Regions from separate parts of the Homo sapiens genome. Here region 1 is linked to region 2. Evidence: chromatin loops called from intact Hi-C (ENCODE). Cell type or tissue: GM12878. All regions are shown on one strand. Each heading gives the region's core, and the rest is flanking DNA. Links, peaks and the distances in the headings are about the cores only. Region 1 has its middle 76 kb from the start of RRAGB. Region 2 has its middle 150 kb from the start of RRAGB.

Region 1 (5,388 bases), core at 227-5,226, 73 kb before region 2:
AGAAGGGGACGGACTTACCCTCCACTGTAAGGGTTACCCAGAGCGTCTGTGATGGTCCTGTAGGCTTCCGAGGTGATCGGGCAGCGTCAGTCTTCAGCCGCTAAGCCGAGAAGATCTGGGAAGGAATCAGTCAGAGAGCCTTGGGCCAGAGTTCCAGGGGCTCTGGGAGTGGCTGCCAGGTGAGTTGGACAGTCCAATTTCCAGTGGGGTCCTGCACAGATGGGACATGGCTTAGGAGGAATCCTGGGCTGTGGGCATTCCTTGGCCCAGTGGCCAGATTTCCGGCGCTTGAAGCAAGATCCTGGGGGAGGCGGTCCTGGAGGAACGCCTGGCCCCTGCGGTTTAGGCATTTTGAAGTTCTTGTGTGCTGGAGATGTGGCTGGGGTTTCTCTCAAAGCGGAGGCAAGTAATTGCAACTCTTCTCTATTATTATACACCTTGAAGGTGAGGTCAATTAAGTTCTGTTGTGGGGTTGAGGGCCAGAATCTAATTTTTGGAGCTTTTTCTAATGTCGGGAGTCAGTTGGGTAATAAAATGCATATTGAGAATAAGATGGCTTTCTGGCCCCTCTGGGTCTAGGGTGGTAAAACGTCTAAGAGTTGTTGCCAAATGGGCCATGAACTGGGCTGGGTTTGTATATTTGATGAAAAAGAGCCTCAATGCTAACTGATTTGGGAGAGGTCGGCTAAAGAAAAAGGGGCATTAACCTTGACTATGTCTTCAGCTTCAGCCACCTCTTTAAGAGGAAATTGTTGGGCAGGTAGGGGAGGGCTAGTCACAGAACAAAACTGTCAGCCAGACCGAGTGTGAGGAGGGGAGGTGATAGAAGCATTATAGGGTGGGGGAGCGGAGGCTGAAAAGTTGGAACCTGGCTTGGCCTGGCAAGGAGCAGCCTGGGGAGGAGGGGAGAGGTCAGATGGGTCTCTAGAAAAGGAGAATTCACAGGACTCAGAGCTTGGGGTGGAGACTGAAGGAATAGACAGGAGAGAAAGAAGAAATATTTGGGATGAGTCTCATAGGGAGCAGAGATTAGGAAGGGACCGATGTGTAAAAGAATGCCTGGATGTCAGGCACCTCAGACCATTTGCCCATTTTATGACAAGAATTATCTAGATCTTGTAGGATGGAGAAATTGAAAGAGCCATTTTCTGGCTATTTGGAATCATTGTCAAGTTTGTATTGGGGCCAAGCGGTGTTGCAGAAGAAAATAAGACGCTTAGGTTTTAGGTCAGGTGTGAGTTGAAGAGGTTTTAAGTTTCTGAGAACACAGGCTAAGGGAGAAGAAGGAGGAATGGAGGGTGGAAGGTTGCCCATAGTGAAGGAGGTAAGTTTAAAGAGAAAGGTAGAGACACAGAGAAGGGGGTGGTGAGCAGCCAAAGCAGGCGTCCCCGCAATTGACTTGCCACCAAGGGAATGTGGGTGAATGACCAAGGCAGGCGTCCCCGTGGTGATCAGACACCAATGGAATGTGGGTGAATTATCAGGCAGGCATCCCTGTAGTGATTAAACACCAGGGGAAGACTGTCTTCCCGAGTCCATGACTGGCACTGGAGTTTTGGGTCCACAGATAAAATGTGTCTCCTTTGTCTCTACTAGAGAGGAAAATAACTGGAATTGGAAGGACGGGGAGATTGAAGGGTAGCAAGAGAGGCTGGAGAAGAGAGTGAAAAGACCGCTTACCCGATTTGAAATTGGTGAGATGTTCCTTGGGCTGGTTGGTCTGAGGACCCAAGGTCATAGGTGGATCTCCTCACGGAGTGAGGGTGAGGACAGGGGACTGGTCTCCCAAAGGAGTCCCCCTGTCCTGGGTCTTTGGCACCAAATATCACGCACGTCCGCGTGAAGAGACCACCAAACAGGCTTTGTGTGAGCAACAAGGCTGTTTATTTCACCTGGGTGCAGGCGGGCTGAGTCCGAAAAAGGAGTCAGCCCACACATTTCTTAATATGAAGTAGTGTTCAGTATGTAAATTATTAAAGAAAAAGTCAGATTATGTAAGTGTATATATCATATATTCACATCTATTTATAAGCTTATACATATCTACATAAAAGTGGTGTAGATGGATACACAATAAATATTTAAAGGCTGTGGGATTATGAATATTGTTTCCTCTAACATTTACGTATACTTATGTTCTAGTTTCTCTAAAATAATTTGTATTAATTGTGTCATAAATATTTTTATTGACAGTTAACATTTATTGGGTGTCTAATGTGTGCCAGACACTACATATATCTTATAATCCTCACGGTCACCCTAGTGAGTTAAGTATTATCTATCCTCCCACCCCCTGCATTATACAGATGATGAAATAGAGTCTTACAGTGACTTGGGCAAGATCATGCAGCTGGGATGACTGGAAGCTGAAACCAGATCTGTTTGGCCCAAGTCCGTGCATTTACCTGCAGCTATACTGCCTTTCCTGGTTAGCTCATAGACCATGTCAGAATCTGGAAAAAAAAATAGCTGTTCCAACTGTCAGAATGTTATACCACAGTGGTTTATGTAATAGCCTTATTTTGTTTATTTTTTTTTAGCAGAACACTTTCTTCAAATGAAATGTTATATAACAGGCTCTCAATAAGTGCTTATTCAGTTTTCCTTGAGATACTCCTACTCTGATCTCCTAAACACGAGTTCATGTGCCTGCCCCAAGCTGAGATCTCAATGGCTCTTGTTACTTATGCTTTCTCACATCCCTCCTGGGAAATGTTGGCTTATCCCGTTAGGATGGGATCTTGAACTTGAGGATGATGAAGTGTCAGCAAGGGGTCTAGGACCACAGGAATCCCTGCCATCTCCACAAGGACTGTTGTTATTTTTGAAAGAATCTCCCATGTAAACAGAAGAAGCCTTGGTACTTAAACACTAATGTCATATCATCAGATTGCTAGACCTTGTGAAAAATGGGCTTCCTTTTTGGATCTGTGAATTCTGTTTTGCCTCATTATGTTTTTCTGACTACACTCTGCCCTTCCTTGTTTTAATCCAATATACTGTCAGTAATTTGAATTAGCAATCTCAGTACTGAATGAAGGAGGAGAACGGTGTCATCACTGAAGTGGAAACATTGTCAGGGGTTGCCCAACTGAACACCATTAGTTTGATGCCTTTTCTACCCAGCTTGGTAAAGTCCCTGTTGTCATGGTTCCTTTGTGAAAGTTCTCTCACCCTCATAATTACACATGCCTCATTGCCTATAGTACTTGTGAATGGAATACAAGGCCCTCATATCTGCTTCCTGCCTCATATCATTTTCCTCTAATGCAACACCCTTGCCTTGAGTTTTACATTCTGTATCACAGAGCATTTCTTTCTTTCTTTTTTATTTTGAGACAGAGTCTCACTCTGTTACCCAGGCTGGAGTGCAGTGATGCAATCTCGGCTCATTGCAACCTCCACCTCCTGGGTTCAAGCAACTCTCCTGCCTCAGCCTCCCGAGTAGCTGGGACTACAGGCACATGCCGCCATGCCTGGCTAATTTTTTGTATTTTATTAGAGACGGGGTTTCACTGTGTTGCCCAGGCTGGTTGCAAACTCCTGAGCTCAGGCAATCTGCCTGCCTCGGCCTCCCAAAGTGCTGGGATTACAGGCATGAGCCACCGCACCTGGCCATCACAGAGCATTTCTAACTTTCTGTGTACTCAATGTGGGCTTCTGTTCATGCTGTTTCAATCTGCTTGTAATGCCCCTCTTCTCAGTTTTTCCACCTGGCTAACTCATTTATTTTTCTTTTTTTTTTTCTAAAATAGATACATAAAGGTGGAATTGTTGGATTAAAGAAAGTGAACAATCTTATTTGATTTCTACCAAATTAACTTCCAAAAATGCTTAACCGAATTGGATATGTGCCAATAACATATGACAGTAACTGTTTTTCCTCCTCTACCAATATTACATTTCACTAATTATGTAATTTTTGTCGGTCTTGTGAGAGAAAAGTGGTATTTCACGGTAGTTTTGATTTGCTTTTCTCTGGTCTCTACTAAGGTGGAATTTTTAAATTTTCCTATTTGGCTATCTGTATTTCTTTTATGAATTCTCTGTTCATATACTTTACCAATTTCTATGAGATTGTCTTTTTCTTATTTAATGTAGTCTTTCTTTGTGTTTTTGATATCAAGATTTGGCTGTAGTACATGTCACAAATATTTTCAACGAGTCTGTGACATGTGGCATTTTATTTGTATGTATGGGTGTATACAAGTTAACTTTAAAGTTGTCAAATGTATAAATCTTTTCATCATGGTGTCTGTATTTTACATCTTCCTTAGACTGGCTGTCCTTATGCCAAGGTTTATTAGATTATTAGAAAGTTATCCTTTATTTTCTCCTAATCTTTTATAGTTTTGTTTTTTATGTTCAGTTCTTTAAAACTTTGGAATTCATGTGTGCTTATAGTGTGAGGTTGATATCTAATCTAGGGGATGGGAATTCAACAGTGAAACCGGTAAAAGTTACTGACCACATAGAGTGGGAATTATGGTGAGCTTTTTTCTTTGATTATGCATTCATTTCTAATTCTCTTAAATATTATACCTTTTCAAGATAAATACCATACGATCTCACTTATATGTGGAATCTAAGAAAGTCAAACTGATAGAAGTAGAGAGTAGAATGGTGGTTACCAGGGACTAGGGGGTGATACTGGGGAGATATTGATCAAAGCATACAAAATTTCAGTTAGACAGGAAGAATAAATTCAAGAGATCCATCATGGTACAACATGGTAACTATAGTTAAAAACAATGTATTGTATAGTTGAAAATTATAAAAAGAGTAGATTGTAAGTGTTATCACCAAAAATAAATATTATAGCTTCTTGATATATTTTAATATCTGGTGGGGCAAATTTTCCCTCATTGTTCATCTATACAGTCACATGTTGCTTAACAACAGGGATGCATTCTGAGAAATGTGTCAGTAGGCAATTACGTTATGTGACCCTCATAAAGTGGACTTACACAAATCTAGATTGAATAGCCTGCTACCCATCTAGGCTTTATGGTACAGCCTATTGTTCTATGCTACAAACCTGCATGTTACGGTACTGAATACGGTAGGCAATTGTAATGCAATGGTAAGTATTTGTGCATTTTAACATCTAAACATAGTAAAAATATGGTATAAAAGTTAAAAAATGGTACACCTGTGTAGGGCACTTACCATGTGTGGTATTGGCAATCTGGAAATTGAACTGGAAGAACTGGAAGTTGCTCTGGGTGAGTCAGTGAGTGAGTGGTGAGTAAACATGAAGGCTTAGGACATTCTACACACTACGGTAGACTTTGTAAATACTCTACATTTAGGCTACACTAAATTTATGAAAAAATATTTTCCTCTTCAATAATAAATTAACTTTAGCTCTCTATAACATTTTTACTT
Region 2 (5,388 bases), core at 266-5,265:
ATAGCAACGGGCAAAGATTTCATTATGAAGATGTCAAAAGCAATTGCAACAAAAGTAAAAATTGACTAATGGGATTTAATTGAAATAAAGAGCTTCTGCAAAGTAAAAGAAACTATCAACAAAGTGAACAGAATGAAAGAAAATATTTGTAAACTATGCATCTGACAAAGATCTAATATCCAGCATCTATAAGAAACATAAACGGCTGGACGTGGTGGTTCACGCCTGTAATCCCAGCACTTTGGGAAGCCGAGGTGGGTGGATCACAAGGTCAGGAGTTCGAGGCCGGCCTGGCCAATATGGTGAAACCCCGTCTCTACTAAAAATACAAAAATTAGCTGGGTGTGGTAGCGTGCGCCTGTAGTCCCAGCTACTCGGGAGGCTGAGGCAGAGAATCGGTTGAACCCGGGAGGTGGGGGTTGCAGTGAGCTGAGCCGAGATTGCACCACTGCACTCCAGCCTGGGTGACAGAATGAGACTCCGGAAAAAAAAAAAAAAAGCATAAACAAATTTACAAGAAAAAACACACAACCCCATTAAAAAGTGGGCAAAAAACATGAATAGGCAGCTTTCAAAAAAAGACTTACATGTGGCCAACAAGCATATGAAAAAAAAGATTAACATCACTGAGCATTAGAGAAATGCTAATTAAAACCACAATGAGATATCATCTCACACCAGTCAAAATGGCTATTAATAAAAGGCAAAAAGTAACAAATGCTGGTGAGGTTGTGGAGAAAAATAAACACTTATACATCATTGGTGTGCAGGTAAATTAGTTGAACCATGGTAGAGGACAGTGCGGCAATTCCTCAAAGACCTAAAAACAGAAATACCATTTGACCCAGCAATCCCATTACTGGTTATGTACTCAAAGAAATATAAATCATTCTACTGTAAGGACACACACACATGCATGTTCATTACAGCACTATTCACAATAGCAAAGACATGGAATCAACATAAATGTCCATCAATGGTAGACTGGATTAAAAAAAATGGTACATATACACCATGGAATACTATTTAGCCATAAAAAAAAAGAATGGGATTGTGTCCATGTGGATGGATGGAGGCTATTATCCTTAGCAAACTAACACAGAAGCGGAAAACCAAATACTACATGTACTAACTTATAAATGAGAACTAAATGATGAGAACACATGGACACAGAGGACAACACACACTAGTGCCTATTGAAGGGTGGAGGGTGGGAGAAGGGAGAGAATCAGGAAAAATAGCTAATGGGTATTAGGCTTAATACCTGGGTGATGAAATAATATGTACAACAAACCCCCATGACACAAGTTTACCTATGTAACAAACCTGCACATGTACTCCTGAAATTAACATAAAAGTTATAAAAAATAAATAAAGATAGAGGAGGAAAAATAAAGTAACATGAAATTATTAACCTCTTATTGATAAAAAGAGTCAAATTCTGCAAAATATTCGAAAAGACTTATTCCAAGCCAAATATTAGTGACCATGGCCCCTGACACAGCCCTCAGGAAGTCCTGAGAACATGTGCCCAAGGTGGTCGGGGTGCAGCTTGGTTTTATACATTTTAGGGAGACATGAGACTTTAATCAAATACATTTAAGAAATACATTGGTTTGGTCCATAAAGGGGGGGACAACTTGAAGTGGGGGCTTCCAGCTTATAGGTGGATTGAAAAATTTTCTGGTTGACAATTGATTGAGTTTATCTAAAGACCTAAGATCAACAGAAAAGAATGTCTGGGTTAAGATAATGTTATACCCGAGCGAGTTAGAAAAACGCCACACTTTGAGACGAATTAAGAGTCCTTTATTAGCCGGCGACCGAGAGATGGCTAACGCTCAAAATTCTCTTGGCCCCGAAGAAGGGGCTAGATTTCCTTTTATACTTTGGTTTAGAAAGGGGAGGGGGGTCTAGTTAAAACAATTTTACAGAAATAAAGTAGGCAAAAAGTTAAAAGGATAAATGGTTACAGGAAAGTAAACAGTTCCAGGTGCACGGGCTTTAAGACTATTACAAGGTGATAGACTCGGGGCTTTGGGCGTTATCAATCAGACGAATTCCTGGGAATTGCGGATATAGCTTGCCACAGTATCTTATCAGTTAATTGCATTCTTGGATGTGCTTGGAGTCAGCTTGCACAAGTTAAGTCCTTGAGGAAGGGGCTGCCAGTGAAAGAGCCAAGATGGAGTCTGTCTGGCTCTCTTAGCTAAGGGAGAGTCAAAGCAGGTGGAAACAAGGCTAGGTGATTAAAGGAAAAGGGGGAGTCTAAAAACAGGGTTAGTAAAAACAAGGTTGGGCATTACAATAAGAGGTTATGGAGACCAAAGTTCTTATTTGCAGAGGAAGCCTTCAGATAGTAGGCTTCAGAGAGAATAGGTTGTAAATGTTTCTTATGGAACTTAAGGTTTGTGTTGATGTTAATGCCAGAGAGGTATAATGAGGCATGTTTGACCCCCCACTTTCCCTAATGGCCTGAAACTGTCTTTCAGGTTAAACTGTAAAAGAGCCCTGGCTGAGGAGGAAGTCCATTCAGATGGTTGGGGTGGGGGAGGCCTTAGAATTTCATTTTTGGTTTACACTCTTCAGGCATGGGACTAAGTTATATGATCTCTCCCCTACCATTGTGATTAGGCAATTTTTTAAGCACTAGCCCTGGCTAGTGGATACCCAGAGGTAAATTGGGAAATCACATGACACTGATGCTATTGAAAAATAAGAATACTCAGTGCATTGGCTGTGAGCCAAACCACAGTAATGTCTGTTTTCTAAGAATGAAGCAGGCAGAAACTTAAATAACTAACCTAGGAAAGTGATTCTCAAAGTGAAGTCTTCAGGCCATCATCATCAGCATCATGTGGGAACTTCTCAGAAACGCAAATTCTTAAGGCCCATTTCATATGTGCTTAATCATAAACTCTGGGAATGAGATCCAAAAACTTGTGTTTTAATAAACTTTCCGGGTGACTGATGCATGCTCAAGTTTGAGAACCACTGACTTAGACCAAAATTGTTTAGGTGTCCTTAAAATATATTCTGCTTGGTACAGTTGTCTAAATTGCTTATATTTCAGGCCTGGGTATAATTTTTCTCCAGGCCAGTTTCATTATGACATACTCTAACCTAACCCCTCATGCCATAAATACTCATAAGGAAAGGGGCACTAGGTGAGACTATAAATGTAGAGACAGCAAAATTACCCAGGACTTCCAATTTTCTTTCTAATTATTTCCCTTTATTACTAATCTTGTGGGCATCTTATGGCTGGCTATTATTAGAGACAGGCAGTTTAATAATACAGTTGTGAACTCCAAACATCTGAGACAGATCTCAGTCAATTTAGAAAGATTATTATGCTAAAGTTAAGCATTCACCTGTGACACAGCTTCAGGAAGTACTGAGACATGTGCCCAAGGTGGTCAGGGGGTACAGTTTGCTTTTATACATTTTAGGGAGACATGAGACTGTCAGGCCTCTGAGCCCAAGCTAAGCCATCATATCCCCTGTGACCTGCAGGTACACATCCAGATAGCTGGTTCCTGCCTTAACTGATGACATTCCACCACAAAAGAAGTGAAAATGGCCTGTTCCTGCCTTAACTGATGACATTACCTTGTGAAATTCCTTCTCCTGGCTCATCCTGGCTCAAAAGTTCCCCCACTGAGCACCTTGTGACCCTCGCCCCTGCCCACCAGAGAACAACCCCCTTTGACTGTAATTTTCCTTTACCTACCCAAATCCTATAAAACGGCCCCACCCCTGTCTCCCTTCCCTGACTCTCTTTTCAGACTCAGCCTGCCTACTCCCAGGTGATTAAAAAGCTTCATTGCTCACACAAAGCCTGTTTGGTGGTCTCTTCACACGGACGCGAGTGAGAGACATCAATCAATATGTGTAAGATGTACAGTGGTTCAGTCTAGTTCCAGTAAGGCAGGACAACGGGAAGTGGGGGCTTCCAGGTTAGAAGTAGATAAGAGACAAAATGCTGCATTCTTTTGAGTCCTTCCACTTAATACACAATTTAGTCTGGCTCAGTGAGTCTGCATTTTTTACATAAACAATAGGGGAGAAGAAGAATCAGATATGCATTTGTCTCTGGTGAGCCTCAGAAGGATGACTTTGAATAGAATGGGAGGCAGGTCTTCCTAGGCAGTTGCCTGCTTGACTTTTCCTTTTAGCTTAGAGATTTTGGGGTCCCAAGATTTATTTTCCTTCCACACAGTAAAGAATAAAGTCTTCCAAGTTAGAGAGATTTGGGTGTGAATTTCTGTTTCCTGGCTTTCAGCTGCTTAATTGTGTGCAAATTCCAGATTTGAGTTATGCATTTTCCTAGCTGCTACACAAAAGCTGCTGTGAATATTAAAGGAAAATTAAAAACAAAGAGACATATGGTCACTGGTTTCTACATATGAAATGTGGCATATTCTAACCTCCTGAGGGCCACCAAGAAAATGAACACAAAGGTCTAAGAGGCACCAAGAATAGCTGGCCAGAATAATTGGTGAGGTTTACTTCGTATACGAGCCCAGCCTGTGAAGAGTAAAAGAGGTGTCTATTTCATTCAATGCATAGAAACCAACAGAGTCAAGAAAAATAAAGAAACGGGAAAATATTCTCCAAATAAATAAACAAGATAAATCTAAAGAAACTGACCATAGTGAGATGGAGATATGTGATTTACTTAACAGAAAATTCAAAATAATGGTCATGAAGAAGCTCACCTAGTTTAGGAGAGAATCACAGGAACAATATAAGAATTTCAACAAAATGACAGAAAATATTTTTAAGATACCAACAAGAAATTACAGAACTAAACAATGTAATAACTGACATGTAAAATTTAATACAAGGTTTCAACTGTAGACTAGATCAAGCAGAAGAAAGGGTCAGTGAACTCAAAGGGAGTTCACTGGAAATCATCCAGTCAGATGAGCAAAGAGAAGAAAAAGAATGAAAAAGTGAAGATAGCTTAAGGGACTTATAGGACATATAGAAGTCTCAGTAGAAGAAGAAAAAGAGTAAAGGGCAGAAAGCTTATTCAAACAAATAATGGCTGAAAACTTCCCAAACCTGGGAAAGAAAAAAGACATCCAGATCCAAAAAAGCCCAAAGCACACCAAACTAGAGGAATACAAAGAGATCCACAGTGAGACACATTATAATCAAATTCTTAAAACTTAAAGAGAGAATTCTGAAAGCAGCAGGAGAAAAGTAACTTGTTACCTACAAGAAAACCCTCATAAAACAATCAGTGTTTTTATCAGTAGAACCTTGCAGGCCAGAAGGAGTAGGTGGGTTGATAGATTCAAAGTGCTAAAAGGAAAAAAAGAAAAAAAAAACCTGCCAGGCAATAATACTACAATTGGCAAATATGTCTTTCACAAAGGA

What was found. Peaks named below come from ENCODE experiments on the same cell type or tissue, not always from the same donor. Only the 100,000 strongest peaks of a DNase experiment are listed, where the experiment ranks them.
Region 1: a loop joins it to region 2, with 2.3 times the contacts of the local background. A loop is called at or near these places in 3 of 110 quality-filtered maps.

Annotation. Positions count from the first base shown.
Region 1 is chrX:55,791,476-55,796,863 of GRCh38, forward strand. No RefSeq gene overlaps it. Among named protein-coding and RNA genes, the nearest start is that of RRAGB, 76 kb to the left of the region's middle. RefSeq lists a silencer at 3,133-3,212. In GM12878, for the core only: no CTCF peak of the experiment used is centred there; a DNase peak (open chromatin) is centred at 3,146; H3K27ac peaks cover 805 bases.
Region 2 is chrX:55,864,752-55,870,139 of GRCh38, forward strand. No RefSeq gene overlaps it. Among named protein-coding and RNA genes, the nearest start is that of RRAGB, 150 kb to the left of the region's middle. In GM12878, for the core only: no CTCF peak of the experiment used is centred there; a DNase peak (open chromatin) is centred at 2,680; H3K27ac peaks cover 2,231 bases.